Linked DNA regions of Mus musculus: all the other regions are linked to region 2. Evidence: chromatin loops called from intact Hi-C (ENCODE). Cell type or tissue: left cerebral cortex. All regions are shown on one strand. Links, peaks and the distances in the headings refer to the core of each region. The heading gives the core; the rest is flanking DNA.

Evidence for each region. Peaks named below come from ENCODE experiments on the same cell type or tissue, not always from the same donor. Only the 100,000 strongest peaks of a DNase experiment are listed, where the experiment ranks them.
Region 1: a loop joins it to region 2, with 9 times the contacts of the local background. A loop is called at or near these places in 13 of 42 quality-filtered maps.
Region 3: a loop joins it to region 2, with 3 times the contacts of the local background. A loop is called at or near these places in 16 of 42 quality-filtered maps.
Region 4: a loop joins it to region 2, with 12 times the contacts of the local background. A loop is called at or near these places in 4 of 42 quality-filtered maps.

The regions. Positions count from the first base shown.
Region 1 is chr5:142,901,315-142,908,686 of GRCm38, forward strand. Actb (actin, beta) reads right to left here and starts at 5,440. Exons shown (of 6, transcript NM_007393.5): 1 at 5,338-5,440; 2 at 4,250-4,378; 3 at 3,923-4,162; 4 at 3,030-3,468; 5 at 2,753-2,934; 6 at 1,801-2,627. The coding sequence starts at 4,372. The coding sequence ends at 2,484. Gm38733 (a long non-coding RNA gene) reads left to right here. Exons shown (of 2, transcript XR_003955825.1): 2 at 1-2,201. In left cerebral cortex, for the core only: CTCF peaks have their summits at 4,476 (motif pointing right) and 5,443; DNase peaks (open chromatin) are centred at 3,434, 4,660 and 5,447; H3K4me3 peaks cover 2,500 bases; H3K27ac peaks cover 2,364 bases.
Region 2 is chr5:142,812,844-142,820,215 of GRCm38, forward strand. Tnrc18 (trinucleotide repeat containing 18) reads right to left here and starts at 4,819. Exons shown (of 28, transcript NM_001122730.3): 1 at 4,429-4,819; 2 at 2,172-2,602. The coding sequence starts at 2,358. It overlaps Gm31365 (a long non-coding RNA gene), which reads left to right. Exons shown (of 3, transcript XR_377182.4): 2 at 411-1,505; 3 at 1,909-3,149. In left cerebral cortex, for the core only: a CTCF peak has its summit at 4,244; DNase peaks (open chromatin) are centred at 2,884, 3,351, 3,901, 4,214 and 2 more places; H3K4me3 peaks cover 2,395 bases; H3K27ac peaks cover 2,340 bases.
Region 3 is chr5:142,764,406-142,771,777 of GRCm38, forward strand. Tnrc18 (trinucleotide repeat containing 18) reads right to left here. Exons shown (of 28, transcript NM_001122730.3): 10 at 6,900-7,372; 11 at 1,508-1,683; 12 at 646-782. Among named protein-coding and RNA genes, the nearest start is that of Gm31365, 44 kb to the right of the region's middle. In left cerebral cortex, for the core only: a CTCF peak has its summit at 3,736 (motif pointing right); DNase peaks (open chromatin) are centred at 2,468 and 3,732; H3K27ac peaks cover 872 bases.
Region 4 is chr5:142,964,687-142,972,058 of GRCm38, forward strand. It overlaps Fscn1 (fascin actin-bundling protein 1), which reads left to right. Exons shown (of 5, transcript NM_007984.2): 2 at 5,219-5,375; 3 at 5,481-5,602; 4 at 5,832-5,999; 5 at 7,210-7,372. Among named protein-coding and RNA genes, the nearest start is that of Fscn1, 8.0 kb to the left of the region's middle. In left cerebral cortex, for the core only: no CTCF peak of the experiment used is centred there; a DNase peak (open chromatin) is centred at 3,959; H3K27ac peaks cover 1,926 bases.

The DNA.
Region 1 (7,372 bases), core at 3,234-5,733, 89 kb after region 2:
GGCAGGAGGATGGGGAAAGGGTTGAAGGTAGACTTCTCTGGGATGTGTGAGGTGTGAGGACCTGGTACTAACACAACCTCATGTCAAAAAAAAAAAAAAAAAAAAAAAAAAAGCTATGCACAGTGACAGGCTTTGTTGGAGCCTGGCCTTGAATAGCCAGTTTGCCTGCTGGACCCAGGAGGAAAGGGGCGGAGCCAGAGGCTGCACTGGATACTGTGAAGGCTACGCTTGGGATCCTTTAATGGCAAAGATGGAAGGCGCATCAGCTACTGGTGTGTCCATTTCTCAAATGGCAACTTGGCAACCAACCTGTGCCCTGTTCTGTCCTACGGGGAGGTAGTGTTTTGTCTCCCAGCTTTGTCCCCAGTCAACCCTAGATTTCCACCAACACTTGCACTGTCTGGCCTGGTCGCCCTCCTCGTCGCTCTGCTCTGGTGTCTGTGTTACCTGGGCCTCTGTTACCTTTTCTTCTGTCTCTTTTGCAGCAAGGTCTCACTATGCAGTTCTGGCTGTCTTGGAACTTACTACATAGAGCAGGGTGATCTTGAACTCACACATCCACCTGCCTCAAGTACTGGGACTAGAGGTGTGCACTATAGTGCCCAGCCTGATGGGGAAAAAAAGAAAAAGAAGTCAAATTTCTTGGGTTTTTGTTATCACTCGAGGTAGCTTATTTAGGGTTGGCTTAAGGACTTTTGTTTAAGGCGGTGTCTCATCTATCCCAGGCTGGCCTCAAACTCAGTACGTAGATAGGGATGGCCTTGTAACTCCTCCTCCTGCATTCTCCTCTGAAATACCAGATTTATGGACTCATTAACCCAGGGACTCATTTTGTAGTCCAAGCTAACCTCAGCCTTGCTCAGCCTCAGATGACAGGTATCCACATCTGGCCCTTGAACTTCGGTATCTACACTGAGACCACATCCCATAGAATTAAGATCCAGTGCTCTTTAGCAAGGCCTCTGCTCTCCCTGGATTTGGTCATGAACCTTAGCCCCAAACCTGTTTGTGTATGCATTTGCCTTCACTTAAGGACTCATAATGCTCAATGTACAGTGATACTGGACACTTCCTGAAGGCAGGTGAACATCTGGTTTGGTTTCTGTGTTGCCCATGTGATTGTTTGGGTGGGTGAAGGGCTAGATGTATGGATTGAAGGATGGACTGATAGGTGTGTATAGCTGAGTGGAGTGATAGCTGATAGCTGGATGGAGATGACTAGGACTCAACCAACCAGTGTTCTCTGCATGTGTGAACAAATGATCCCAGTCAAAGCTAACTTGCGGCACCCAAGTCCAAGGATCACGACTGACAAAGGCTGGAGCTGCGTGCCATGTGGAAGGGGCTGATTTCCAGGATGACCCCCTTCCTCCCTCTGAGGTGTTCCTCAGTCCTAGGCTCTCAAAACAAAACCAGGGAAAAGATGCCCATCCCTGGGAAGGAAGCCATAGGCTTCACACCTTCCTGCTGTCAGTCACAGCTCTGGAAAGGGCAGCTTCAGACTAGCAGAGGGGCTTGAAACCCAGTTATGCAGATGGAGGCAAAGGGTGTGGACACCCCTCGGTTGAGGAAGGTAGTGTTAGTGCAGGCCAACTTGGCCTAGGTTTCTGGAGGAGTACCTTTTCAACTCTTCAAGACAGTCTGAAGGTGTGGTTATTTGTGAGACTTCATTAAAGGGCCTGTAGCCCTCCCACTAGATACCATCAGCAAGGCCTAGCCCACCCTAGATGCCCCCCCCAATAGAGCTCCACACCCACCCAACCTGCTCCCCACACCCAGCAAAGCCACAGAGCCACAAGCTGTTTGTGTAAGGTAAGGTGTGCACTTTTATTGGTCTCAAGTCAGTGTACAGGCCAGCCCTGGCTGCCTCAACACCTCAACCCCCTCCCAGGGAGACCAAAGCCTTCATACATCAAGTTGGGGGGACAAAAAAAAGGGAGGCCTCAGACCTGGGCCATTCAGAAATTAAAAACAAAAATGAAGTATTAAGGCGGAAGATTTAAAAAAATTTTTGCAGTACATAATTTACACAGAAGCAATGCTGTCACCTTCCCCGGGGTGGACTCAGGGCATGGACGCGACCATCCTCCTCTTAGGAGTGGGGGTGGCTTTTGGGAGGGTGAGGGACTTCCTGTAACCACTTATTTCATGGATACTTGGAATGACTATTAAAAAAAGACAAAACCAAAAAAAAAAAAAAACAAAACAATGTACAAAGTCCTCAGCCACATTTGTAGAACTTTGGGGGATGTTTGCTCCAACCAACTGCTGTCGCCTTCACCGTTCCAGTTTTTAAATCCTGAGTCAAAAGCGCCAAAACAAAACAAAAAAACTTAAAAAAAAAAAAAAAAAAAAAAAAAAAAACTTTAAAAAAAATTTAAAAAAACAAAGCCATGCCAATGTTGTCTCTTATTTTTTTTTTTTCTGCGCAAGTTAGGTTTTGTCAAAGAAAGGGTGTAAAACGCAGCTCAGTAACAGTCCGCCTAGAAGCACTTGCGGTGCACGATGGAGGGGCCGGACTCATCGTACTCCTGCTTGCTGATCCACATCTGCTGGAAGGTGGACAGTGAGGCCAGGATGGAGCCACCGATCCACACAGAGTACTTGCGCTCAGGAGGAGCAATGATCTGAAGAAAGCAAGACAAGATGGTGAATGGTGAGCTCTCTGGGTGCTGGGATTCCCCTTAAACCTAGAAGGTTGCTCTGACAACCACAGGGCCCACCCTCACCAAGCTAAGGATGCTTAGCTTACCTTGATCTTCATGGTGCTAGGAGCCAGAGCAGTAATCTCCTTCTGCATCCTGTCAGCAATGCCTGGGTACATGGTGGTACCACCAGACAGCACTGTGTTGGCATAGAGGTCTTTACGGATGTCAACGTCACACTTCATGATGGAATTGAATGTAGTTTCATGGATGCCACAGGATTCCATACCTAAGAGAAGAGTGACAGAAATCAGACTTAACTTGTACTATGGCCTCAGGAGTTTTGTCACCTTTAGATGGAGAAAGGACTAGGCTACAACTTACCCAAGAAGGAAGGCTGGAAAAGAGCCTCAGGGCATCGGAACCGCTCGTTGCCAATAGTGATGACCTGGCCGTCAGGCAGCTCATAGCTCTTCTCCAGGGAGGAAGAGGATGCGGCAGTGGCCATCTCCTGCTCGAAGTCTAGAGCAACATAGCACAGCTTCTCTTTGATGTCACGCACGATTTCCCTCTCAGCTGTGGTGGTGAAGCTGTAGCCACGCTCGGTCAGGATCTTCATGAGGTAGTCTGTCAGGTCCCGGCCAGCCAGGTCCAGACGCAGGATGGCGTGAGGGAGAGCATAGCCCTCGTAGATGGGCACAGTGTGGGTGACCCCGTCTCCGGAGTCCATCACAATGCCTGTGGTACGACCAGAGGCATACAGGGACAGCACAGCCTGGATGGCTACGTACATGGCTGGGGTGTTGAAGGTCTCAAACATGATCTGTAGAGAAAAATAAATAATGTTGTCAAGTTCAGAAAGCCACAAGAAACACTCAGGGCAGGTGAAACTGTATGGATAGATCTGAGACATGCAAGGAGTGCAAGAACACAGCTAAGTTCAGTGTGCTGGGAGTCTCAGGACAGGGGCTCCACTTAGACCTACTGTGCATCTACTCAATACACACTCCAAGGCCACTTATCACCAGCCTCATTAGCTTTGTCACACGAGCCATTGTTAGTACCTAAACCCACAGCACTGTAGGGTTTAAACACCTAGTCAGAAAGGCAATTGAGAGAAAAAAAGACCTCGTCTGGGAAAGAGCAGAAACTGCAAAGATCCAAGGGAGACTCAGCTCATAGAAGGGAGTCCTATGGGAGAACGGCAGAAGAAAGACAATTGAGAAAGGGCGTGGCTGAGAAGCTGGCCAAAGAGAAGGGTTACCCGGGATACTGACCTGGGTCATCTTTTCACGGTTGGCCTTAGGGTTCAGGGGGGCCTCGGTGAGCAGCACAGGGTGCTCCTCAGGGGCCACACGCAGCTCATTGTAGAAGGTGTGGTGCCAGATCTTCTCCATGTCGTCCCAGTTGGTAACAATGCCATGTTCAATGGGGTACTTCAGGGTCAGGATACCTCTCTTGCTCTGGGCCTCGTCACCCACATAGGAGTCCTTCTGACCCATTCCCACCATCACACCCTGTGGAAGGGAACAGCCTTCTTAGCACCGGCATCGATCCCCAAGAAAACCCCAGGCTTGCCACTCCCAAAGTAACAGGTCACTTACCTGGTGCCTAGGGCGGCCCACGATGGAGGGGAATACAGCCCGGGGAGCATCGTCGCCCGCGAAGCCGGCTTTGCACATGCCGGAGCCGTTGTCGACGACCAGCGCAGCGATATCGTCATCCATGGCGAACTATCAAGACACAAAAGAAGGCTATAGTCACCTCGGGGCCGCCAAGAGCAGCCGCTGCCGCCCTGCCCACTTCCGGCAAGCCGCGGGCTCGAGCCGCCAGGGGGCGCGCGCCCAAGCTCAGGGGACAAAGGAAGCGCAGACCGGCCGCATTATTACCATAAAAGGCAAACGCTGGCCCGGAGGCGGACCTAGGGCAGGAAGCCAGACCTCCGCCCCCTCCCCAAACGGGCGCAAGCTCCGCCTACACTGCGCCGACGGGCGGCTTGTGCGCGCGCGGGAGGCGACCACACCCAGCAGGAAGCGCAAACAAGGCGCCCGTGCCACTGTGACCCCGCCCCTTCCGGACAACGGCCCCGCCCTCGCCCAACCCCGGGCAGCCGCGCTCCCAGCCTCAATACGCACGCGCAGCTAACTAGGAAGAGGGGGAGAGGAAGAGCTCCCTCCCTAGCGCACACGCGCCTCGATGCCCAGTGATAGAGAGCGCACGCGCAGTGGCATCCCAGCCCCCACCCGGCCGAGCCGGCCCTGCCGCGCCCGCCCGCCCGCCCGCCCGCCCGGCAAGCCGAATAGGCAAACCGGTTTGGACAAAGACCCAGAGGCCATTGAGGCGTGATCGTAGCGTCTGGTTCCCAATACTGTGTACTCTCAAGATGGACCTAATACGGCTTTTAACACCCGCAAGCCGCACCGGCTCATCAAATGCCCACACCGCGACCCTAGTGTGTCCCCAAGCCCCACGCACCGAGCGGGAGCGGGCCCACGAGTGTCTACACCGCGGGAATGTGGCTGCAAAGAGTCTACACGCTAGGCGTAAAGTTGGCTGTGCCAGTGTCCGCTCCGCGGCCCGGCACCACCCTCCACCCGCCCATGGTGTCCGTTCTGAGTGATCCTCAGGACCCTGCAGTGAGGTACTAGCCACGAGAGAGCGAAGGCCCGCTGGGCCCGGCGTCCCTGCTTACCTGGTGGCGGGTGTGGACCGGCAACGAAGGAGCTGCAAAGAAGCTGTGCTCGCGGGTGGACGCGACTCGACAGTGGCTGCGCGTTGCGCCGCCGGGTTTTATAGGACGCCACAGCGGCCACTCGAGCCATAAAAGGCAACTTTCGGAACGGCGGGCGCTGATTGGCTCCGCGTCGCTCACTCACCGGCCTCGCCGCACAGTGCAGCATTTTTTTACCCCCTCTCCCCTCCTTTTGAAAAAAAAAAAAAAAAAGAAGAAGAAAAAAAAAAAAAGCGAGAGAGAAAGCGAGATTGAGGAAGAGGATGAAGAGTTTTGGCGATGGGTGCTGGCTCCGTAGGCCCAGATGTACAGGAATAGCCTCCGCCCTTGTGGACACTGCCCCATTCAATGTCTCGGTTACTAGGCCTGCATTCTGGGGGTCACCCAACCACCCCAGGACCCTCTGGGTGTGGATGTCACGTGGATATCGAGCACTTAAGTGGATGAGGGTCAGCATCGAGGCCCGGACCCTATTTGTGTGGCCTCTTGTTTGAGGGACACGCGGGGCCTGGATTGAATGGACAGAGAGTCACTCCCCCTTGCTAGCAATTGCTAGCAATAGCCGGAAAGCCAGATCCGGGGGGGCCCCTTCTGCTGTGGTTCTAATTTGCTAGGTGTGTTGGGGTTCAACTTGGAAGCAGAACTCTGGTTGGAGAGGTTTTCATGGATCTTGACCTCTTAGAGACTCAAGGCCATCCTATCCCAAGCATAGGGCGAGCCCCAGTGGTCCAATAACTGGAGGTGTTGCAAGAAGATGCCTCCAGATATCCCCTGCCCCGGATCTAGAAAGGAACTGTGCTCAATAGAACAAACAAAACTTCTCATGGAGTCAGGCACTTTTGGAGAACTGCCTGATCACACCCAGGCAAGACTAAGCCTGGGCCGTTAGCTAGTGTCTCTGGGTGACTGCCAGACATCGCTGGGCTGGGGCCCACCATCTATCCTCTATTTATTATGTGCAGCCACAGCTGAGTTGTGCACTAGTCCATCTGCCAGCCGTGGGGATTCTGGGAGTGACAAGCTGCTCAGGGAAAAGTTGGTGGTCACCGGAGCCCCAAATCCTCCAGAGAGAAGCAGCCCCTGTCCCCCTCACCTAAGTACCAGTGTTCTACTTAGCAAGCCAGCTATTTGGCTGAGAGCTACACACGGGGTCAGGGTTGAGGGCCGGATCCCTCAGCTTAGCTTAGAAGGACACGCACCTTCTGGGAGAGTGTGACAGAAAGCTGGATTTAGGCAAGAAGGGTGCTTCAGGTGAGATGCTCTGGGCCTGCCGTGCCTCAGTGCATGCATAGGTAGGTGTTCACTGGCTCACAAAGTGTAGGTGTTGAAACCAAAGAAGGCTTCATCCATATATGGACTACAGTGGCCAGCTTCCTTGTTCTTGGCTGGTGGCAGGGCATTTTGAAGTTGCTGAGGCCTTGTCTGGAAGAGGTGACCATCACCCCAGCATATGCTGTGAACTGGAAACACACCCCTAGTTATCTTTCCCACCAAAAAAAAAAAAAAAATTTGACAAAAGTCTTCTGCAGTCACCAACCCTGAGAGAACTTTCCCAGGCAGTCTCCTCCCTGCCTCCGGGGGACAGGACTGCCCTGGCCCTGGCCTTGTATTTCTCAGTTGCTCAGGCAGTTTGCCAGCTGCCCAAGGACCTGCCAGTCCTGCAAGTCACAGGTGGGGGTGGGGCAGGGCAAATGCTGCCTGTCAATAAGGAGAGCCCAGAGTATTCCCAGGAGAACCCTGGTGGGGTGCAAGGGAGAAAGATGCCATCAGCCATCAGGGGTGCAGGATGTGGAGGGAGCCTCTTGGGTGACACCAGACAGCTTTACTAGGTTAGAGCAGACCAGATTCCCAGGCAGGACCTGTGTTGCCACTTTGTCACCTCTCAGTCCTGGGACTGGTCAAGGGGCAGGCACCTCAGCCCCACCCGACCTCTGAAACAATTCTGGTCTGTCTTGTCTGCAATGATCATTTTCCAGTGTTCTCTTTCACATTCTTG
Region 2 (7,372 bases), core at 2,799-5,298:
ATTTTATACAAAAGTAAACAAATAAAGACCGGTCTGCCGGTCTGATAAGGCTGCCAAGATCTAAGGAGCTGGCAGCCAGAAAAAAAGCACTGGGTGGTGCCCCTATGCAAAGGTCTAGCACCTGCACCCCCTGCAAAGAAAGCCAGGTGGGGGAGGGGTGTCTGGAGTCTCCATCCCCGCCAGCTCCTCCGGTTTGAATGGGGTGCAGTCCCATTTCGTGGTTAATGGGATTAAGTACGGCTTCAGCTCTGGGCCTTGACCTGCGGTCCGGTCTATCTGCCCCATCTGGAGGTGGGGGACAGATGGGACGAGTGGGAAGTCATAGAGCTTCGAGGGCCTCCACTCTTCCCTCTCGGGCAAGCAAGGCCTCAAGGGGACGACTGCTGTGACTTTCCTCCCATTTCCTCCAGGCCCTCGAGCTACCCTGTACAGAAGTCGAACAGCTCCAAGCAGAGAAGGCCATGACACAGGATTCCAAGGCTGCTTCCAGCTGGATTGCCTAGTCTATGCCTCTGTCACATCATCCACTAGATGAGGGGTTAAGCATGGAAGGCAGTCTGACTATGCTACGCCACCAAGGTTGGAAAATGCTGTGCACTTAGAACGACAGCAGCAAGGAATGGCTATCAACGCTGCTCTCAGCCAAGCCTGGGCCAGATCCCAGGCAGACCTGGAGCAGGCGACAAGCTGAGATTCAGCCAGCCAGGAACACCCTGAGGTCAGATTCCCAGGCCACAGGAGGAACCCCTGCCGCCACTTCCAGCTAAACCAACTAACCCAGAGATCCCAAAAGTCCAAAAATACACACACCCATAAACCTCCAAAGGCCCCTCTCAAACGGGGTTGGCCCAAATGGCCTTTGTATCCCAAAGCCCTCCCCAATTCCTGCCTTGGGAATGGTCTGATGCCCCACCTGGGTCGCAGGGCACCATTCCTGTATGAATCTGGTCTTGTCACCACCCCTAAGCCCCAAGCGGACGCGCCTCTAGTTCTCAAGGGGCACACGCACACCAGGGGAGATGACCCGGGTCCCCGCGCCCCCGCCGGCGGGGATCTCTGCTCGCCCCTCCCCCGCCGGCGCTTCACAAAGGCCCTTTGTCCCGCTGAGTCCCGGACTCCCAATTCTAGAAAAGTTCCAGGAGAAAAATATCAAAGGCAGAGGCTAATTCGGCGAGCCGTGGTCATCCTGGCGGGCAGGGGAAGATACTAAAGTGGTGGCTCTGAGCCCCCAGGGTGTCCAAGTCTTGTTCCAAAGGACGAGGGAGCGAGTTCCTGGGGAAATCGACCAGGTTTTGTTTTGTTTTGTTTTTTAAAGGAAGAGCTGAAGTGTTCTCCTTAAGCCAAGCGTAGAAGTGAGGAGCAGCCGGGGAGGAGGGACCGGCTTACGAAGCCGCCACCAGGCAGATCTGCAGGTCCCAGACTCCCTGTCTTCCGGCGCACGGTGACCAAGACTTGGCTCAGTCCCGCCTGTCCCTCTGCTCCTTCCCTGTGCAGCCCAGGGAACGGTAAGGGATTGGGCCTTCTCAGCCACCACCTCCTGCGTGTCACCATGGGGTACCCCCTGAAGTCGGGCTCTGCTAGAGTGCCGGCTGGGTTGCACCGACCTATATCTTCCCCAGATAACCAGCGTCCCTAAGATCTTAAGGGTTCACCACAGATTCAGGCTCCTAAAACTGTGGTCACTATTCTCCTTCATTCTCCCACACCCACCCTTGGAGGCGTGGAACCGCCGGGGACGCGGCTACACACAGGGACATAACCCAAGACCCACCAGTGCTTGCCAAGAAAAAGACCCATACGGGAGCGGCTGTCTGTCTCCTGGGGTGTGGAGCTGACACGCTGTTTTCGCGCCTACAGGTTTTTATTTATTTATTTTTATTTTATTTTTGCAAACTCCTCTTCCTCAAGAGCCCTCGGACTGGGATCCCCCAGAGTGGTTGTGACTGCAGACACTTGAGCCTCAGGAGGACTGAGACTATCTGGTACACTAGGGACAGGTCTGTCTTCCTGGAGACCGACCTCTGCGCTAGCAGCTGAGCGAGCCTCCTGCACACCCTGGTGAAACCGGACAGAGACGCCCAGCTCCAGCCGCCTAGGTTTGACCTGGGCTCCCGCCCTAATATCCCCATCAAAGCTGGAGGGTGGGTGCTAGCACAGTGCGCAACACTTACCCGGGTGCGGGTGAAGGTTGAGACCGGCCATGTATTTCCCGGGCGGCGGGGGACCTGGCAAGCCCGAGGAGGGCAAGCGTCCGGCGGTGGCCGCGCCCACGCGGTGGCTGTCCATGGCCAAGCCGGACAGCAGCGGCGGCGGGGGGCCGTGGACGGACCGCTGGGGCCCGAAATCTCGGCCATCCATCCTCCGCGGGAGTGCCGCGATCAGCCTCCCCACCCGGCCCGCCGGCCTGCTTCAGTGGGACTTAAAAGTTCGGCCTCGATGTAGTCCTAGTGTCCTCGGGTGGCGGGCGCTCCGCGGCGTGCATGGCGGCGGCCAGCGGGGCTTGCGCTCAACCACGGGCCCGCGGCCCGGGGCGCATGAACCGCCCGCGGTGAGTCCCCTCCGGGCGGCTGAGCGGAGATGAGGAAGGAGGCGTACACGGTATCTTTGGTGAGGGAAGACCGCGGAAGACACAGAAGAGGGAAGGGGGAAAAGGGGAGGGGAAAGAGAAAAAAAAGAAAACAAGTTTCAGAAAGTCGCCTCGCCCTTCAGGGTAGGAGAGTAGCGAACCGAGCTGGTGGCCAGAAATAAAATCGGGAGTAGCCGCCCCCTCTCCTCGAAATGCGAAAACCTAGGGTCCTTCCTCCAGCAGTTCAGGGTTCCCAGGGACGTGGCTCAGGGAAGCGGCCCGGCTCGCTGTGTCCCAGCCCCGTCTCTTGCCTACGAAGTTCTCCCTAACTGGGGAAGGCCACTCAACAGACCGCGCCCGTTCAGCTAAATCCAAACCCGTAGTTTATTTTTCAGGCGTCACAAGCTCTGGAGGTTTAAAACTTCGAATGCTTTTGAGTTGGTTGAAATGTGTCCATAACGCCATACCAACTATCTGATTCGCAAAGTTTAATGTTTAACCTTTTTAGGGCCCTCGTCTCCCTTTTTTTTTTCTCCTTGTGAGCCGCGAATAATAATAATAATAATAAAAGGGGTGTTCGGTTTAGGGGCTTTTTGTTGTTGTTTACCAAGGTCAGATACGAAACGGGTTTATTTTTAAAGGAAGATCACCGCCCCCCTCCTGCTGCCCCCGTTGGGCCATTGGGAGTCGCAGAATCCGAGTCCCCGAGACGTGGCATTCTCGCCCGTGAACTGGAAAAAGACTCCTTCAAAACAAGATTTGGTTTCATTTTCCAACGCCCGGGCCTGGGAATACCGATGCCCGGAGAACGTGGCTTGGTGTGGAGGATTTGGGGATCATCAGAGAAGAAAGAAGGGGTCTCCAAAGATCTCAATTCTACCCTAGCTTTGTGACCCACACACCCCCAAAATAACCTACAAAGGAAAAAAAATAACTTAACAGCGCGGGCCAGCGGAGGGGCGCCTCCCCAGCATCGGGTAAACCCTCCTGTAAGTCCTATTTAAGCTGTTTGTTTAAAAGATCTGTCGCTTTCCTGTTCCCGAGGGGGTAGGGAGGTCTCAGAGAGCCCACCCTTCCCTCCCTGACTACCAGCCCCAGGCTACTCTAGACCCCCTGGTTCCGGGAGAACCGGGGCGCTCTAGCAGACGGAGACTAAGCCACAGCTCCCGGGTGACCAGCCGCCCTACGCCCAGACCCAAAAGTCCTCTTCCCCCAACTTTGCTAAGGACGCCTATTTTAACGTGGCTTTGGTTACAACACCCCCTCTTCCTCTCGCCCGCCCTCGCTCTTTATCAGGCTCTGGTTACCAGAATCGCGTTTACTTTTGAAAAAATCTAGGATCGTCACAGCCCGGGATACTTGTCTCAAAGGCGCCAGGAGCTTCCCGCATACACTTAAAGATAATATTCATTAAAGGCAGCGTTTTGAAAAAGGCAGAGCCCAGGCGCCCCACTTTAAGGAAGTCGGGGTGAAGCCCTACGGAGCAGCCTTTGCCATGGTCGAGAAGCTGGCGTGGCTATCTGCGGGGTTCCACTGCGTCCTTCTCTACTTTTCCCCTCTTAAATGCAGCTAAAATGGCTGAATTCCGGCTTTTAATTAAAAACAGCCTATAATCGAAACCGTCTCGGCGTCCCCGGGCTAGCCCGCCGCCTGCCGGGAACCAAGTAGGGAACCGCCGCCCTCGGCGGTGCTGCAGACTGAGAGCTCGGGTGGGAGTCCAAGGCGCAGCGATGCGTCCTCTCCCCCTGATCCCTGCCCTCCGCTTCCCTTCTGGGGACCCCGACTGTTTCGGGGACCTTCTGCTTTGCGGACCCAAGGGGTACGCTGCACAAGTTCGGGGAGCATCGGGGCCCGGAGCGTACCTGGCGCGGCGGGGCTCCGGGCTCCAGGCTCCGACGGCGACTCCGGCAACCGCCGCGGTTCCTGGCGCGGCTAGGCGCCCGTACTGCCCGCCATCCCTCGGCCGCCGCTCCCCTCCGCCACCCGCAGCCGCCTCACACTTTTTGCCCGCCTTTCCTTTTTTTGGTAGAAAACCGCTCCCCGGGCCGGGCGCGCGGCGCGCCAACTCCTCCGCCCTCCCGCGGCCCCGCTCCCGCAGCCCCCGGAAAAGCCAGCTTTCCTCCCGCCGAGCTCCCCGCTTTTTAATAAAATCCAGGTAGCGCCGGTTTAAAGAATCCCAAATCTCCATATACAGCCCGGGATTGGAAAAGGTACATTACACAACCCCCCTTTCAAGTTCCTCTCGCTGGATCTAAAAAAAAAAAAAAAAAAAAAAAAGCGAAGGGGGGGCTTAAGGGGGACGGGGGAGGGGAGCCTCGCAGGCGAAGAAACACGCATTGTTCCCGGGTGCCCGCCCCCCCCTTCGGGCCAGCCCCCGGCCGCAGCGCATTGGTCCCGCTCGCCGCCCATCACGCGCATGTAAACACCTTGGCCCTCAGCCATTCCTATAAAACCAATTACGGACCTCGGGGCTCCAGCAGTTTCCAGGCTCCCCACGGCGGGGCTGAATGATCAAAACTGGTGGTGAGAATTTTTCCGAGCCGTTTCTAGGCAGCCCTCCCCCACACCAGCTCCAGCAGACCCCCCCCTTCTTTCTCCTTCTCCCTCCCCCCACATCCCAGCCCCTCCTCCTGCGTCTGGGCTGAGTGATCAAAATAGAGGAAGATGGTTGTCGCCGCAATCCCGGGCATTGCAAGGCCTCCTGTCAGCTTCCTTCTTCGGGAGGAGGTGACAAGCTAGCCGGGAAGAGCCGGGAACCGGCGAGCTGCTCATTGCGCCCGCGCCCGGCGCTCCCTCTCTAGGGTGCCACTCCAAAGAGCGAGGTTCAGACGAAAAATAACAAGGCCTGCTTCTCTCTCGCTTGCTCGCTCACTCTCGCCTTTTAAAATAAAGCAGCGATTCATTCCCTTTCCCCCTAGCAGTCGCGGTCGGGTGGGGTGGGCAGGCAGGCGACAAGGCCTTTTTTTTTTCCTTTTGCCCCTGCCTGCGGGTCCCCTCCCTGAAACGCGGTGTCAGAAGGCTTTACTGATTAATATTTTGGACAGGCCGCGGCGGTCGGCAGCGGTGAGTTGCATCTTATAAAAGGTTCCTATAGAAACCCGGGCTGTGGGGCTCTGCGGCCGAGTGCGCACCGCGCGCCCCTCCCCAAAGCCCCTTTTGGCGTGGGCGCCCCTCCTTCCCCCTTTCCCCGCCAAGAAAAACCAGAGCAGAAAAAAGGATTAGATCGGCGGAACGCGAGCTGAATCCCTCTCGGTTCTGACATTTCAGCCCTATTAGCATTTCTCCACGGGGCCTTCTGAAACCTATTAAGGTGTAATATTAAAAACCTCTTGGCTGGGGGCCTCTCTCGCCTTCCATCCGCCGCGCCCCCTCCAGGGAGGGCGAGACCGGGAAAGGGAAAAAAAAAAATCTGTTGAGCTCAGAGGAAGCAAGCCAAGCCCAAAAGTGCTTGGCTGGCCACGGCGGCCAGAGGGGGAGGGGAGCACTAATCCCCCAGACTTTGTACTTTTATTTTGCTCTTTCAGCAAAAAAAAAAAAAAAAAAAAAAAAAAAACTTTCGAAGTTAAGTGGCAGGGAGCCGCCGACGGCAGTCTACCTGACTGGGGACCCAGGGAGTGTGATCCTTGCCGAAGGGACCCGTTCTAAAGGGTGGGGAGATCCCCTGCACCCTCTCGGAGCCCGAGCCCAGCTAGGCATTACCTACCCTGGAAAGGAAGCTTGGAAAGACAGAGAGCCTTGCAGATCCTACCTCGAGAGCAACTATAGGGTTTTAATTAAAACAAAAGAAGCCCGCTCTTTCGCCCTGCTCTGCGGACTCAGCGTTTTCCTGCTGCTGCTATTTTTTTTTTAAGAAAATCCATTTTTAAGGCAATTTTTGAGAGTTTTTTTTTAATGAGCTAGTTAGTGCTCATCCGTTCTATTTTTCTTTCCTCCACTTTTAGAAGGAAAAAAAAAGAGGGAAGATTCGAGAGAGAGCTGGGGGTGTCTAATTTAATTCCAGGATAAATTTGAAGGGGGGAAAAAATTCAGCCTCTTGAGAGCAGTTTCAAGTTGCCCTTCCTGGAGCTTTCTGGGCTGGTTTCTAGGCTGCCCTCTTTTAGAAGCTGGAGCTCGGTGGGGGGAGGAGAGAGGAGGGAGAAGAGAGAGGGAGAGGGAGAGAAAAGAACGAAAATAGCCGGAGCTGAGGGGAACTGAGCGGCGGTGTCCGCGCGCTCGGAGCTGGGCGACGGGGTCTCAGTGGCAGCCAGGGGCGACCGGAGGCGACCGGTGCTGCCCGGGGACCGGCAGGAGCAAAGACGGAGAGAGGGGGGTTAGAGAAAGGAGGTATTGTGTCTGTGTGCCTTAGGGGAGGGGGGGAGTTGATTGCAAGAAATAAAATAAATGCTGTTAAGCTGCGAGGGCTTCTGGAAACAAGAGAGAAACGGGCTGAGGGGGTGGGGGGCGCCTAGTGCCCTTGAGTCTTATCCAGAGGCCTTTGTGGGTTCCTAGTTAAACCCTCCCACGCCTCAGTCGCTCGCTTTCCCCCACCCCCCAACGCCCTCCAATATTCAGAGCGCAGGCCCTGGTCTCCCCCCAACCCCCTCATCCCTCCCGGGATCCAGAATGTTTTTCTTATTTTAATACAGCTCAAGAAAAAATATGTATCTTGAGAGAGTCGGAGTGGGGTGGGGGGATTGTGCAAAAGGCTTGCGGGGTTGGAAAAAAACAAAGGCCTGTTTTTATAAATGTTTAATGTTTTCACCCCTGGATGCTCCAAGACGCCGTAATTGTGACGGCGGGGTATGTGTGCCATAAATCATTTAGCTG
Region 3 (7,372 bases), core at 2,451-4,950, 49 kb before region 2:
CAGTGTTGTATCCAGACTGTCCTAGAAGCCTGGAGTTGGATGGTACTTCCGGTAGGGAGGAGCCATGGAAAGAAGCAGAAGTTTGTCTCCAATGGTGAGGAAGTGGTTGGGGCAGAAGGCGGGGCCAAGAGTTCGGGTTAGAGTTAAGCCACTGAGGGTCTTTCCAATCTCCTCTTGGCTCACCCTCCTGGACAGGGCAGCAGTCCGGGCTCCCTGGGAGCTGCCGTTCAGGGATCAGAACGCCAGGCACGACCAGGTCCCCTGGCGCCCAGCGGTGGGCGCCGTCCAGGGGGGCCCTGCTCCTCCCCTCCGAGCTGGGTACCAGTCAGTCCGCAACCCACCGAGGGGAGGGGCCAGCCTTACTTTCCGCTACTGCTGTGGCTCTTCCCTCTCTTGCAGGGGGGCGACAGGGCGCTCAGGGTGTGGGTCCGTTTCCTCGGCCTGCCAGGGCCTCTGCGTGCCAGGCTTCTATGGGCATCCTCGTGCCTGTCCCTTAAAAAGAATTCACAGGCTCGGCTAGGAACCTGGGGTGGGCGGGAAGCGGAGTGGGGCACTTGGGTCCACGCACACACCTGACCACTACCAAAGTCGACCTACGGACCAGCTATCCAGGATGGGGCACAAACTGGGGAGAGAGACACTCACCCCGAGTCCCGGCGTCTCTGGAGCTTGACCAACTCCCGCTGTTTCTCTTTGTACCTTCGCTGGACCTCTGCCAGCCGCATCCGGAAGTCCAGCTCTAGCGCATCCATGTCCTCCAAGGAAGATTTCATAGCAAACATCTGCAAGGGGTCCCGGGAGGAGAGAGAGGGAGACAAATGAGGAGGGGAATGCTGTCTGCTGATGCTTGAATCCCATTGCTGCCCCCTATTCTGCTTGGTTTGCTTCAGAGACAATGTCTCATATAGCCCAGGCTGGCCTTCAACGTCTAATCTTCCAGTCTCTTCTTCCTGAGTACTGAGATCACAGGTGAACACCACCATGTGCAGTTTCTCCGAGGCTGAGCTCAAACCTAGGGTTTCTGGCATTACACTTGGGAGTTCAGGTTGGTGTGGAATTCACTAAGTAGCATCACCTGGCCTGGAACTCTCATATCCTCCTGTCTTAGCCTTGCACTTGCTGTTGCCTAATGCCAACCTTGCCGAGTGGCACCCACACTTAAGATGACACGACTAAACACTACCCAGAAGTAATGGTCTAATGAGATAAATAACAAGTGCGTTATTTACACACACAGGTTCGAAGTCTGTCCTTCAAGCTACCTGAGACCACAAAGGCAGAAAAGGGTAGTCCCAGGCCTCATTTCCATTATGCTTTCATGCTGATCCATCACACAGTACCCACAGGACAGGCCTGACACCGTGTGAGAACAATAGGAAAGCCAAGAGAGGGGAGATGACCAACTGAGGGCCACATAGCAAAAAGGTGAAGGTAGCTGGATGGTCGGATCCTGCCCATCTGCCTCTGCCTCTCAGGCCTCCGGGAGGAAGGGAGGACAAGGGCTCACCCGCTCTTCCTTCTTCTGCATCCAGCTATATTTCTTATTGGAGTTCAGTTCACGCGGAAGCCGCAAGTTCTTGAGCGGGTCTGAGAAGGGGCTCTCCAGCACCTCCTTCAACATGTGGCTGCTGGCTGCCAGCAGGCTTTCGAGGGAGGGTCGCACCACCAGGTTTGGCTCTGGATCTGGGGAAGGGAGAGAGGTCAGGGAAGTCAGTGCTGGGACCTGACCACGGGCAAGATGGCCGTACCCATGCAGCCAGCCATCAAGAGGCCAGATTAAACTCCCAGATACTATAGTCAGCCCTGGCTCTGGGCCACACAGCCACACAGCATTGTGGTCTAGTGCACTGTGTGTGAAAGGCCAGGAATACTTCTGAGTAACCAAACACTAGCAGAGGTTCCTTCCCAGGACAATGGATATCCCCACGCGTCTCTACTTGATTTCTCCTTAGTGAATATGTTGTGTCCCACATCAGAAAACAGGTCTAGGGAACCAGGTGTGGTTCACACCCGTCACCCCAGCAGGAGGACTGGGTTCAGGCTATATAGAGACCCTCTTTCCAAACAAACAAATAAATTCCAGGGAGGGGGGAAAGCACAAATGGCTGGAGACAGCTCAGCGGGTAAGGGGACATTCTGCTCTTAAAGGGGATCTGGGTTTAATACCCATCACTTAGGCACCTCACAGCCGCCTGTAACTCCAGCTCCTGAGAAATCCAAGCCTCCTGTACCAGCACTCACGTACACACAGTACACACACACACTTAAAATTGTGTGTGTGTGTGTGTGTGTGTGTGTGTATTGAGAGGCAGAAGCAGGTGGCTCTCTAGTAGTTCAAGACTAGCCTGGTCTATAAAGTGAGTTCCAGCACAGCCAGGGCTACACAGAGAAACCCTTTGAGGAGGAGGAGGTGGGGAGGGGGAAGAGGAAGAAGAATAAAAGAGAGAGAAATAAAAAGCACAAACTTGACTAGAGAAGTAGGTGGCTGAGAGAAAGGCTTACTGTGCTCAAATACCCAGGACGTGGGTAAAGCCCAGCACAGTAACACATTACAGTTGCAGTGTTCCTAAGCGGAGGCAGGAGGCAGGCAGAGGAAATTTTCCAGAAGTCCTAATCAGCTACCTGGCATGGCCTGTGGCAAGCAGGGTGTGATGGGAAAAGAGACCCCAGAGATTGTTTTCAGTCCTCCACACACGTGCCACGGCATGTGCCCCTAACACTAACACACATGTGCCTGCACACACATACACACAAAAACGTGTATCTTAAAAAGCAGAAATCAAGGAGAAAGGTGTAATGCCCCAACACGCACAGGTCTCCTCTGGGGGAGGATGTGACCCCGTGTGTGCTAGAGTTCAGGAATGTACTCTCGTGTTCCAATATTCCTAACACACCCAGCCTCCCGTATAAACACTAAAACACAGTGTAGGGCTGGGGATGTTGGCTCAGTCGATAATGTGCTTGCCCAGCAAGCACTGAGCCTGAGGTTCAATTCCCGGCACCATGTAAAAAGGCATACTGGCCCACAACAGTAATCTCAGTACCCCAGAAGCAGAGGCAGGGGGGGTCAGGAGTTCAAGGTTATCCTTTGTTGCATAAGGAGTTGGGGCTTCCTGAGCTCTGTGAGACCATGCCTGGCTGAATTCAGCTAGGGCTGCCTCAAATTCACAGGCCTCTTGCTTCAGCCTCCGAAGCGCTAGGATTAGAGACTTGCAACCACCGTGTCTTACTATTTTAATTTTATTTTTATTTTAACTTATTACTGTGTGTTCGTGCGCGCACATGTGTACACGCGCGTGCGTGTGTGTATGTGCACGTGTATGTGTTTGAAAGAGAAACAGAGAGAAAGAAAATGTGCTATATACACAACAGTGTGTATGCGGAGGTCAAAGAACAACTTCCAGGAATTGGTTCTCTACTTGCATCCTGAGTTATAGAGAATCGAACCCAGATCTTCAGGCTTAGCAGCAAGCACCTCCCTCACTGAGCTGTCTCGTTGGTTCACTTTGCATTTTCGAACTGATATTTTTTTCCAGTCTCAAAGTTAACCAGTTTTGCGTGCTTGAGGAAAAAAATGCAAACCTCCCCCCGTGTCTGAAGGCCTAGAGGGTGAGCGTGAGTAATCCCAGCCCTTAACAATAATCAGGCTCCGCAGCCCTGTTCCTAATGCGGGATGGACTCTGCTGGGGACTGTCCTGTACAAGCTCCATCAATCACTGAAGCCTCCCTGACTCTCCCCACTAGATGGCAACAGTGTCTTCCTGAACCGGTTACAACCAGAATTACTGCTGCCAACAGAGGTGACAAAAAAGAAAAGAAGAAAAAAAAAAAAACCTCCTCCTCGCTCATTGAAAAATCAGTGGTTTGGGGTTTTATTTTTTATTTTTATTTATATAATCATTGAATTTTTATTTTGTTTTGTTTATTTTGTTTTACTCTGGCTGACCTGGGACTCACTTAGGTAGACCAGGCTGGCCTTGGACTCCTAAAGATGTCTCCATTTCTTTTTTGTTTTTAAGACAGCACCTCATGTGTCAAGGCTAGCCTGGACACAAGAGAGTGACTTTGAGCCCCAGACACTCTGGGTTCTGCCGGGTGACAGGCTATCCCACCACACCTGGCTTATACAGAACAAGAGATGGAACCAGGGCTCTGTGTGGCACCCACTGTACCCTGAGCTACAGCTTCAGACCTTCTTGCTTTACAACAGTTCTTCAGACTGGCTCTCACAGCTGCAATGACAGCCCTGTGCCACCCAGCGGGAGGGCTTTATGCTTGTATGTTGGCTTGTGAGCTAAGCCATCTCTCCAGCCCAGGTTTTATTTGTAAAATAAATGAACTCCATGCAGCAGTGAACCCACCAGGTTCCTAGCACATCAGACTGAAGTGGGCCAGCCTGTTCTGCCCCACCCCTATGGCTTCAGCATCCCCATGGGGGCAGAGGATGGTGGAAGCCAAATTACAGAAGGGGACGGCTGTTTGCCTGCTCCTTCTCCCTTCACACAGCCAGCCTGGTTGGTCCAAAGCGCACCAGAAGACACATTCCAAGCCAGACCCCTAACTTAGCAAATTGGATGTGAATCCTAGTCATCTTGAGAGCCTCCTGCTGCAGCCTGCTAAATACCAGCACGGCAGGTATGCGACATTCCGACCAACCAGGCGCAAGGGGGTGTGGCCTATGTACAATGGTTTCTACAGAGGGTAGAGATTATTAGGGCAGGCCCTAACTTGAGAGAGAGAGAGAGAGAGAGAGAGAGAGAGAGAGACAGAGAGAGAGAGAAAGAGAGAGAGAACGAGAACGAACCTTCCAGAGGGAGTCAAAGTCTAAAAACAAAGACAGGCAAAGGTCAGGCATCTACAAACAGAAGAAAAATGACTGGATAGGTCTACAGCATATTTACAATCCCAGCACTCAGGAAGACGAGGCAGGGGAATTGCTCTAACTCCTAGACCAGCCTGGGCTTCATATCTGTCTTTAAAATAAAAAATAATAAAAAGAATGAAAGAAACTCTCTAGTCAAAGGGGCCCAGGCACACACATCAGCTTGTGGCTGTCACTACTAGGGGGTGACTGAGAGATGGGTCCAGATGTTGCTCATGGCTGGCCTTTGATTTGGGGGTTTGTCACTAGTAGAATTGGGAGAGATTCCTCAAAAAAGCAACAGGGGTCCAGTGTAGAGGTGCATGAAAGCAGTCCCTGCTCCCCAAACAAAAGGACTTCCTCTGTGTGTGTGTGTACATGTGTGCAGGTGCATGCATGTGAGTGCATGCACACATGTGTGTGCGTTTGTGTGTGCATGTGTGCATTCATAGGTGAGTGGCCCCACCCCTACAGAACACACAAGTCAGGTGTCAGTCTCCCTCCTTATCTGAGAAAGTATGTCTTGTTCTTGTGTAGACAACAGGCTCAAAGGCCACTGAATTCCTGGAATGCTTCTCCTTCTGCCTCCAATTCTGTTGGAGCAACCAAGGAATTTCAGAGGCATGCACGCCTAGCTAGCTTCAGATGGGTTCTAGGGATCTTCACACTCACGCAACAGGGCGTTACCCTTGGTGCCGACTCCCCAGGCTTTTTGTACTAAAAAGCATGAACCCCAGTGGGCCCAGGATGAGGTGTCTCAGAGTTCTTCCTAGAATTTCTGGGAAAGATACAGACTCAGCCCAGCTGAGCAGGCCAGAAGGCATGGGAGGAACTCCTGGAAGCCCCAGTGAGGAGAACGAGCCTGGCAAAAAACGAGGTCAACAGAGAAAAGTAGAACAGGAGACAGAGGCAGAAAAAGGAAGAACCAACCGGATAATCACAGGAGAAAAAGACTCAAGACGACTTAAGTACCCAGACTCTACTTAATGTTAGGTCCTGATTGCTCAACTTCGGTTCCAAGAGCATTTAAATTCTCTTTTTTGGGGGGATGGGTGGGTTGGGGGAATTGCAGAGGATCTAACATAGCCGCAGCACACATGTGGAATTCAGAGAACATCTTTTGCGAATCAGTTTTCCTCTGCTACTACATAAGTTCCAGGGCTCAAGATAGGTGCCTTTTTACCCACAGAGTCACCCCTCTTGCTGCCAACATCCCACCCACCTGCTCAAAACTCTTGCTTTCATAAGACACAGGGGGGAGGGGGTGGGCCTGGGGGCTTAAGTCCATCACAATGGAACCTCTGGTTATACACGTTTCTCACAGCTCCTAGCTCCACTTCAATACTGGACATGGAACCCATGGTCAATGGCTAAAGCAAGCACTCTACTATCCCAACTGACACTTGAACCAGAAAGGGGACTATTTATTTACTTATTTAATTTGCACTTCTGGGGATGATACCAAGACCCTCTTGGCTAGACAGGTGCTCTACCACTGAGCCACACCCCAGCCCCTCACTGGGGGATTCTAGGCAGGTGCTCTACCACTGAGCCACACCTCAGCCCTCTTTTTACTTTTTATGGTGAGAACAGGGTCTTGATTAGTTGCCTTGGCTGGCCTTCTATTCTCTAATCCAACTGGCCTTAAACTCACAATCCTCCTGCCTCAGGCTCCCATGTAGCTGGGATGGATGGGTGGCCTATGCCACCAAGCCTTATTTTATAATTAAAAGCAAAAACAGAACAAAACAAAACAAAAAATCTGTGAATAAAACATATTCTGGCAATCTTTGAAGTTTTTAAGAAAAAAAAACAAAAAACAAAAAACAAAAAACAACCTAAATGTGTAAATCTACTCTGAAGATCTGGGTAGCGTAGACCAAGTTGGCCTTACTAGAACCACAGAGATAGGCCTGGGCCTCCAGGTTCAGACACTGAGCTCTGGAACAAGCAAGTCATAGTTCAGGAATGCTGAGATTAAAGGCATGCACCCCCACCACTGAATAAGAGTCTTGGAAGCCTTCAGCCCAATGCTTACCTGCAGCCTCCTGGCCCCTCCGGTCCAGCTCCAGCTCAGCTATCTCACTCAAGAGGGTGATGCCCTGCAGAAAGCTGTGTTCCAGGACGAGGCTGGGGGCTGTATCCAGCTTCTCCCCGGCTGGGACTCCAGGACCCAAGGAGGGCAGAGGCCTGGCTTGGGGCAGCTCGGCTGCAGCTGCCAGTGCATTCATGCCGGCCAGTGGGTCATCCAGGCCAGGCAGGAGGGATTCGGAGTGGGTCTCTTCCAGATAACAGGTACTGGCAGGAGCAGGCACAGCCTCCTGGGCCTCCAGGTTGAGACACTGGCCCTCTGGGACAGGCAAATCACAGTCTGAGAGCTCAAGGCTGGGCTGAGGCTCAGTCAAAGATGGCTGGGGCAGACTGTCCTCAGGCCCTGCCTCTGTGGTGGGCTCCTCCATCGGCACATCCAGGGGCACCTCCACCGGCTCTTCCTTAGTCTCTACCAGTGGC
Region 4 (7,372 bases), core at 2,503-5,002, 150 kb after region 2:
GACCCACATGGTGAGGCCCTTTTTGTTCTCTGTCTGGACGTCTCATTTTTCAGAGGTACTGGGAGGTTGAAGGTTGGTGTATGTCCACAGCACTGTGCTGTCTTGAACTCAGTGCGCATGACATCTTGGGCCAGGGCCTCTCCTTTGTGTGAGGGAAGCTAGCATGCTGGGAAACTCCGACTCCTTTAGTCCACCCACTTTAGTTGTAGTTTTTGTCTTGTAGCCCATCTGGCTTCCAACTCTCCATCCTCCTGCCTCAGTCTCCAGGGTGCGGCGATGACAGGCATAGGTCACCACAGGCTTCTGGCCTCCACTTGATGGTTGCCGGAGTGGCTGGGAGTGGCTTTTCTTTTCTTTTCTTTTCTTTTCTTTTCTTTTCTTTTCTTTTCTTTTCTTTTCTTTTCTTTTCTTTTCTTTCTTTCAGGCAGGGTTTCTCTGTGTAGTCCTGGCTGTTCTGGAACTATGTAGACCAGGCTGGCCTCAAGTGCTGGGATTAAAGGCGTGTGCCACCATCTCTTAGTGGGGTTTTTATTTGTGGGAATGTGGGGATAAAACCTGAGGCCTGGGCGGTGGTGGTGCACGCCTTTAATCCCAGCATTTGGGAGGCAGAGGCAGGCGGATTTCTGAGTTCGAAGCCAGCCAGGGCTACACAGAGAAACCCTGTCTCTAAAACCAAAAAAAAAAAACAAAAAACCCCAACAACCTGAGGCTTTGTGCAGGACACATGCTCTACCACTGAGCCACACCCCAGCCCCTCACTGGGGGATTCTAGGCAGGGGTTCTACCACTGAGCCACACCTCCAGCTCCTCACTGGGGGATTCTAGGCAGGGGCTCTACCACTGAGCCACGCCCCTAGCCCCTCACTGGGGGGTTCTAGGCAGGGGCTCTACCACTGAGCCACGCCCCTAGCCCCTCACTGGGGGGTTCTAGGCAGGGGCTCTACCACTGAGCCACGCCCCCAAAGCCAGTTTTTCTTTCTTTTTAAAAAAAAATACATTTTAAATCTAATTACCTTTATCAGTGTGTGTGTGTGTGTGTGTGTGTGTGTGTGTGTGTGTGTGTGTGAGAGAGAGAGAGAGAGAGAGAGAGAGAGAGAGAGAGAGAGGGAGAGAGGGAGAGAGAGAGAGAGAGAGAGAGAGATTGGGACTGACTGGTCCCAGTTCTGGCTTTCCCTGACTGTTCCATTCCCCGCAGTGGGCACGGTTAGATCAGGTGGGGTCACTTAGGCTCGCTAGCATTGGGTGTGGCTCTTTTCTGCCCAGTATGCTGTGCTAACTCAGCTGTCCCTGCACGTGGCAGGTCAATTACAGGTAGGCTGAGGGGACAGTGGGTGACACCCTGTATATGTGTAGCCAATTGTTCTCTTAATATTTAGCCATCCCTAGTGTGGGCCAGGGGCAGGAGAGCCATTTCTGCCTGAGAAGGTTGAACAGACTACAGCCCAGAGCTGTGGCCTTGGGGTGGCTGTCTAGCCTGGGATGGCCCTCCTACTCTCCTCTGTGCTTCAGTGGTAGATCCTGTGGAGGCACTGGGCCAGGGTCCTTGGGGACCTATCATGGAAGCCATGTCTGCTGATCCATATGTCTAGAAGGGGAGGCATCTGTCCATCCCCACTCCTGAAGTCAAGGGACCCCTTGGTCTTGCAGGGTGACCTTGGGCCAAGGCCAGCCACCTCTGAGCTCCATCTTCTGCTTTGTGAGGTAGAGGTAAGAGCCTTTGGCATTGACAACACAGATAGAGACTCGGTTGGGTCAGGGTGGCATTGGCTGGCATACTCTTGGGTGTAGTGTCAACTAAGGATGAGTTCCTAGGGGCAAGGCTGAAGGTGGCATCTACCATCCCATACCACGTTCTGCTGCCTAAGGACGCCTGAAGACAACTGTGAGACTGGCAGTGTACACTGCTTCCAAGCTGAGGACATTGTTAGAATCCCAGATCCTTGAAACAATGAGTTTATCTTGTTAGGACCCAAGATCCCACTCCTAGGTGGAGTCAAAGCCTTGGGAGCGGCACCTTATTGGGGCTCAGTGAGGTCATGTGACATGGAAACCATGTAGTGTTACTATGTAGCAAGAAGTTAGAAAGCCATGCAACAAACCTGTAATTCCAACTCCTGAGGCAGAGGCAGGTGGATCTCTGATTTCAAAGGTAGCTCCAGATACACTGTGAGACCTTCTCAAAACAAGACAAGCAGACTGGAGAGATAGCTCAGAGGTTAAGAGCACTGGCTACTCTTCTAGAGGTCCTGAGTTCAATTCCCAGCAACCAGTTGGTGGTCACAACCATCTGTAATGGGATTCAATACCCTCTTCTGGGGTGTCTGAGGAGAATGACAGTGTAGTCACATACGTAAAATAAATAAATCTTTAAAAAAAGAAAAGAAAAATGAAAAGGGAGGGGGGTGATGGAGACATGGCTCAGACAGTTTTTTGTTTGTTTTGGCTTTTTGGTGTCTTTTCTTCTTTCTTTCTTTCTTTCTTTCTTTCTTTCTTTCTTTCTTTCTCTCTCTCTCTCTCTCTCTCTCTCTCTCTCTCTCTCTCTTTCTCTATCTTTTCTCTTCTTGTCTTGTCTTGTATCTGTGTAGCAGCCCTGGCTACCCTGGAACTCACCTATAGGTCAGGCTAGCCTTGAACTCAGAGATCAGCCTGCCTTTGCCTTCCAATGCTGGGTTAAAGGTGTGCTCCAGCACTGTCCACTCTGGACCACTTGTTCTTGTATTCACCTAGTTCTCACAGGGTGGCTCATGACAGTTCCAGGCGACCTGACCTCTTAGGGCACCAGGCACATGTGCGCATATTCATACACACAGGCAAGACGTTCACACACGATACATACAATACAAGACGTATCTTTCTAAAAATTAAAGAAAATAAATGAGAAGCGAGAGGGAAAGGAGGGAGAGCCACTGTTTGGACTGGACCACCACTGGCAGGGAAATGCCAGAAGGTTCAGACAGCATTCAGGGTTTGTGGCTGGTGGGGGCAGGGATAAAGGAGGAGTTTTCTAAAGGAACATGTGGTCTGTGCGTGTGTGTGTGTGTGTGTGTGTGTGTGTGTGTGTGTGTGTGTTACTAGGGGTAGACTCCAGGGCCTTCCACCATGCTGGGCAAACAATTTACACTGAGCTATATTTTCGACCCCCTCTTTATTTTATTTTTATTTTATTTTATATATAGCTCTGACTGGCCTAGAACTCATTATGTAAACTAAGGTGACCTCAAACTCACCCATACTCAAATGAGATTCACCTGCCTCTGCCTCCTGAGTGCTAGAGACAGTCATGAAGCACCACGCCCACCTTCTCTTTAAAAAAAAAAAAAAGCCTATTGCTTTTGTTTTTATTTTTGTCTGTGGAGGGTGGTGCCCACACCCAGTGGTGCCAGTTTGGAATCAGTTCTCCTGCCCTATTCTACCTAGGGATCGAACGCAGGTGGGTAGGTTTGGCAGCAGCTGCTTTTACCCCACGAGCCATCTCGCTGGCCTGTAGCCCTTTGTGTGTCTGTCTGTCTGTCTGTCTGTCTGCATGGAGTGGAGTCTCATGTAGCTCAGGCTGGCCTGCGAGTTATGATCTTCCTGACCCTGGTATCCAAGTGCGGAGACTGCAGGCTCACTCTGCCACGCCCTTTTACACAGTTCTGGGATGGACTCTGCATGTCAAGTGAGTTATAGCCACGGCCCTATTTTATTTTATTATTTTTGAGATCGGGCCCCACTCATCATGGAGGCTAAGGTCGGCCTCCTGAGTGGTGGGATGACAGGCGTGGGTCGATGTGCCTGGCTCCTACTCTATTCTTTTACTTTCACACATACCCACTACAGGAAGCGAGTAGCGAGCCCCCTTTTACCAGCACCCCGCCATGTGACATTCCGCAGAACCAGCGCCATCTGTGTGTTTATTCAATGGTTTTGGTTGTATTTAAAGCAAATTCCCCACACTGGTGCTTCTTACCCAGAAACGCCTCCATCTGTAGCTACAAAACCAGGCCATTCCTTACATAACGGCAGCGTTGCCTAACTGGAACCGATCTTTAAGACCCAATCCAGGCCCACGGGAGAGTTCTGCTAGGCCTTAGAACATCTTTGTGGGTGGTTCGTTTGAAGTTTGATGGCTTCCTTCCTCCCCTGCTCCCCTTTCTCCTTGCCATTTTGGGCACTAGAGTTTAAAGAAACCCGCCTGCCACTGAACTAAATCCCCAGATTTTTTTTTTTTTAAGTTTTTTTCGAGACAGGGTTTCTCTGTGTAGCCCTGGCTGTCCTGGAACTCACTCTGTAGACCAGGCTGGCCTCGAACTCAGAAATCCACCTGCCTCTGCCTCCCGAGTGCTGGGATTAATGTCTTATGTATCCCAGACTGGTCTTGAACTTGTGGTCATGCCTGGAGTATCCTATTTTGATTGTTTATGTGTATACCCCTAATATGGATGTCAGAGATTCATATCATATGTGCCGTCTTTGGTCATCCTCCATACTTTTGGGGGATGTATGGGGGCAGGGATGGAGTCTAGCCTGGGCTGTGGTAACACACGCTTTTCATTCCAGCATTAAAGCAGAGATAGGTCGATCTCTGAGTTCTAGGACAGCCTGGGCTACACAGGGAAATTCTGTCTCAAAAAAAAAAAAAACAAAAAGAGAGAAAGAAAGGAAAAGAAATAAGAGTCTCCCTATATAGCCCTGGCTGTCCTAGAACTTATTATGTAGACCACGCTGGTCTTGGACTCACAACAGAGATCCATCTGCCTCTGCCTCCTGAATGTCCACTCTCTGCTTGGAGACAAGAATCGCTCAGTGGCCCGGATTCAGGGATTCAGCTAAGCTGGCTGGTCCCTGAGCTCCAGGCCTCCATCTGTCTTGGCTTCCCTGTGACAGGATTATCGGCTCATGCCACCGCGCCTGGCTCTTACACCATTCCTAGCGATCTGAATTTAATACTCTATGGTCAAGCCATCCTTCAATGCTCCCTCCCCTCCTGTTGAGACAGAGTCTTACTCACTCGGTAGCCTGGGGTCCCAGAACTCACAGTTAGTCTCCCGTTTGTTTCCTGAGTGGTGAGATCGTTCCTGGCTAGCCTTGGCTGCTGATTTGGTAGCCTGGTCCCGCCCACTGCTTAGGATTATCACTGAGGAGTTTAAGCCACACTTCAGGAAGCCCTGTGGATCCTGGAATCTGAGTGAGACAAGGGTCACACAGTGGCCTGACCGGCTCTGGTCTCTCTCTGCAGGAATGGACCTGTCAGCCAATCAGGATGAAGAGACCGATCAGGAGACCTTCCAGCTGGAGATCGACCGCGACACAAGAAAGTGTGCCTTTCGCACCCACACGGGCAAGTACTGGACACTGACGGCGACCGGAGGTGTGCAATCCACTGCGTCCACCAAGTGAGTGACACCCTACACCCCTTCATCACCTGGCCTGGCTCTTCCCCCAGGACTGGGCAGCCTGCTCGATGCCCCCACGTTGCCAGCCCCTCTTCTCTTCCCCAGGAACGCCAGCTGCTACTTTGACATCGAGTGGTGTGACCGCCGGATCACTCTGAGAGCCTCCAACGGCAAGTTTGTGACCGCCAAGAAAAATGGCCAGCTGGCCGCCTCGGTGGAGACAGCAGGTAGTCACTTGGGGGCACGTACCCTAAGCCTGTTTCCCTAGTACCCCGTGGTCAACCATCAGTCCCACCTGGACCTCTCTGTGTGTTCAGGGAATCCCTGTAAGCTGGTGTACCCTCAGGCCAGCAGCCTGTGACCCTTAGCTTCTTGGTATCCCTCTCTGCTGAGCCATTCCCTGACTGGCCCATCTTTGTTGCTGTGAAGCTCACTGGCTCCCTTTCCCTGTGGCAGGGGACTCGGAACTCTTCCTCATGAAGCTGATTAACCGCCCCATCATCGTGTTCCGGGGGGAACACGGGTTCATTGGCTGCCGCAAGGTCACGGGCACTCTGGATGCCAACCGTTCCAGTTACGATGTCTTCCAGTTGGAATTCAATGACGGCGCCTACAACATCAAAGGTGGGTTCACTGGGTGAGGATGCACCTGGCCATTCAAAGCCGACATTAGGGAACGGGTGTCCTATGACCGCCTGGGGTAGCCCCTCCCCCCTTGTCTTAGAACTTTCCTGGCCCAACCTGGGCAGACAGCGAAGGTGGGAAGCAGCTAGGGAGAGTGGTCGTGGCTCCAATCTGGGAATCGGAGACAGGAGAATTATCTTTTTTTTTTTTTGGTGTTGAGGACAGAACCCAGGGCTTTGAGCTTATTAGGCAAGCATTCTACTGCTGAGTTAAATCCCCAACCCCAAGAATCATCTCAAAAAGAAAGAAAGAAAAGGGAAAAAGAAGGTGGAGCCTGGTGGTGGTGGTGGCGGCGGCGGCGGCACACGCCTTTAGTCCCAGCACTCAAGAGGCAGAGGCAGGTGGGTCTCTGAGTTCTTGCCAGCCTGCTCTACAGAATACATTCTAAGACAGCCAGAGCTATGCAGAGAAACCCTGTCTCAAAAACAAACAAAAAAAGGGGGTGGGGAGAGAAGATAGAAGATAAGGATATTCCTTCTTAGCTAGCTGTGGGACCAAAACCAGTGAGAGGACACAGCAATCCAGAGGTGTCAGTCAGAATCAGAGCCCTGTGCTGTGTGTGGCCTTAGCAAGGCAAACGGGACTCCTTTCTTACAGTGCTGAGGACTGGACTCAGAGCTAAGATCCAGCCCCTCCCTGGGGGATTCTAGGCAGGGGCTCTACCACTGAGCCACGCCCCCAGCCCCTCACTGGGGGATTCTAGGCAGGGGCTCTACCACTGAGCCACACCCCCAGCCCCTCACTGGGGGATTCTAGGCAGGGGCTCTGCTGCTGATATATGTCCTTTTTGTTTGTTTACTTGTTTGTTTGTTTGTCTTATTGTGGCCCTAGCTGTCCTAGAACTTGCTTTGTAGACCAGAGATATACCTGTCTCTGCCTCCCAAATGTTGGATTTAAAGGCATGTGCCACCATGCCCCACCCTAGCCTAGCCCTCTTATGTTTTGTAGTTTGAGATGGCATGTCAGTAGATTTCCCAGGATGGCCTTGAATCTAGGTAATCCTCCTGCCTCAGTTTCTTGAGTATTTGAATTATGGGACTGTACCTTACATCCAGCTGAGCCCACTCAGTTCTGGAAGCTGACAGCGGGAGGGAGTGTTAATCCTTTGGGGACTGACAAGGTGGGGTTAACATGTAGTCTCCCTCCTCAGACTCCACGGGCAAGTACTGGACGGTGGGTAGTGATTCCTCGGTCACCAGCAGCAGCGACACCCCTGTGGATTTCTTCCTTGAGTTCTGTGACTACAATAAGGTGGCTCTCAAGGTGGGCGGCCGCTACCTGAAGGGGGACCACGCTGGGGTCCTGAAGGCCTG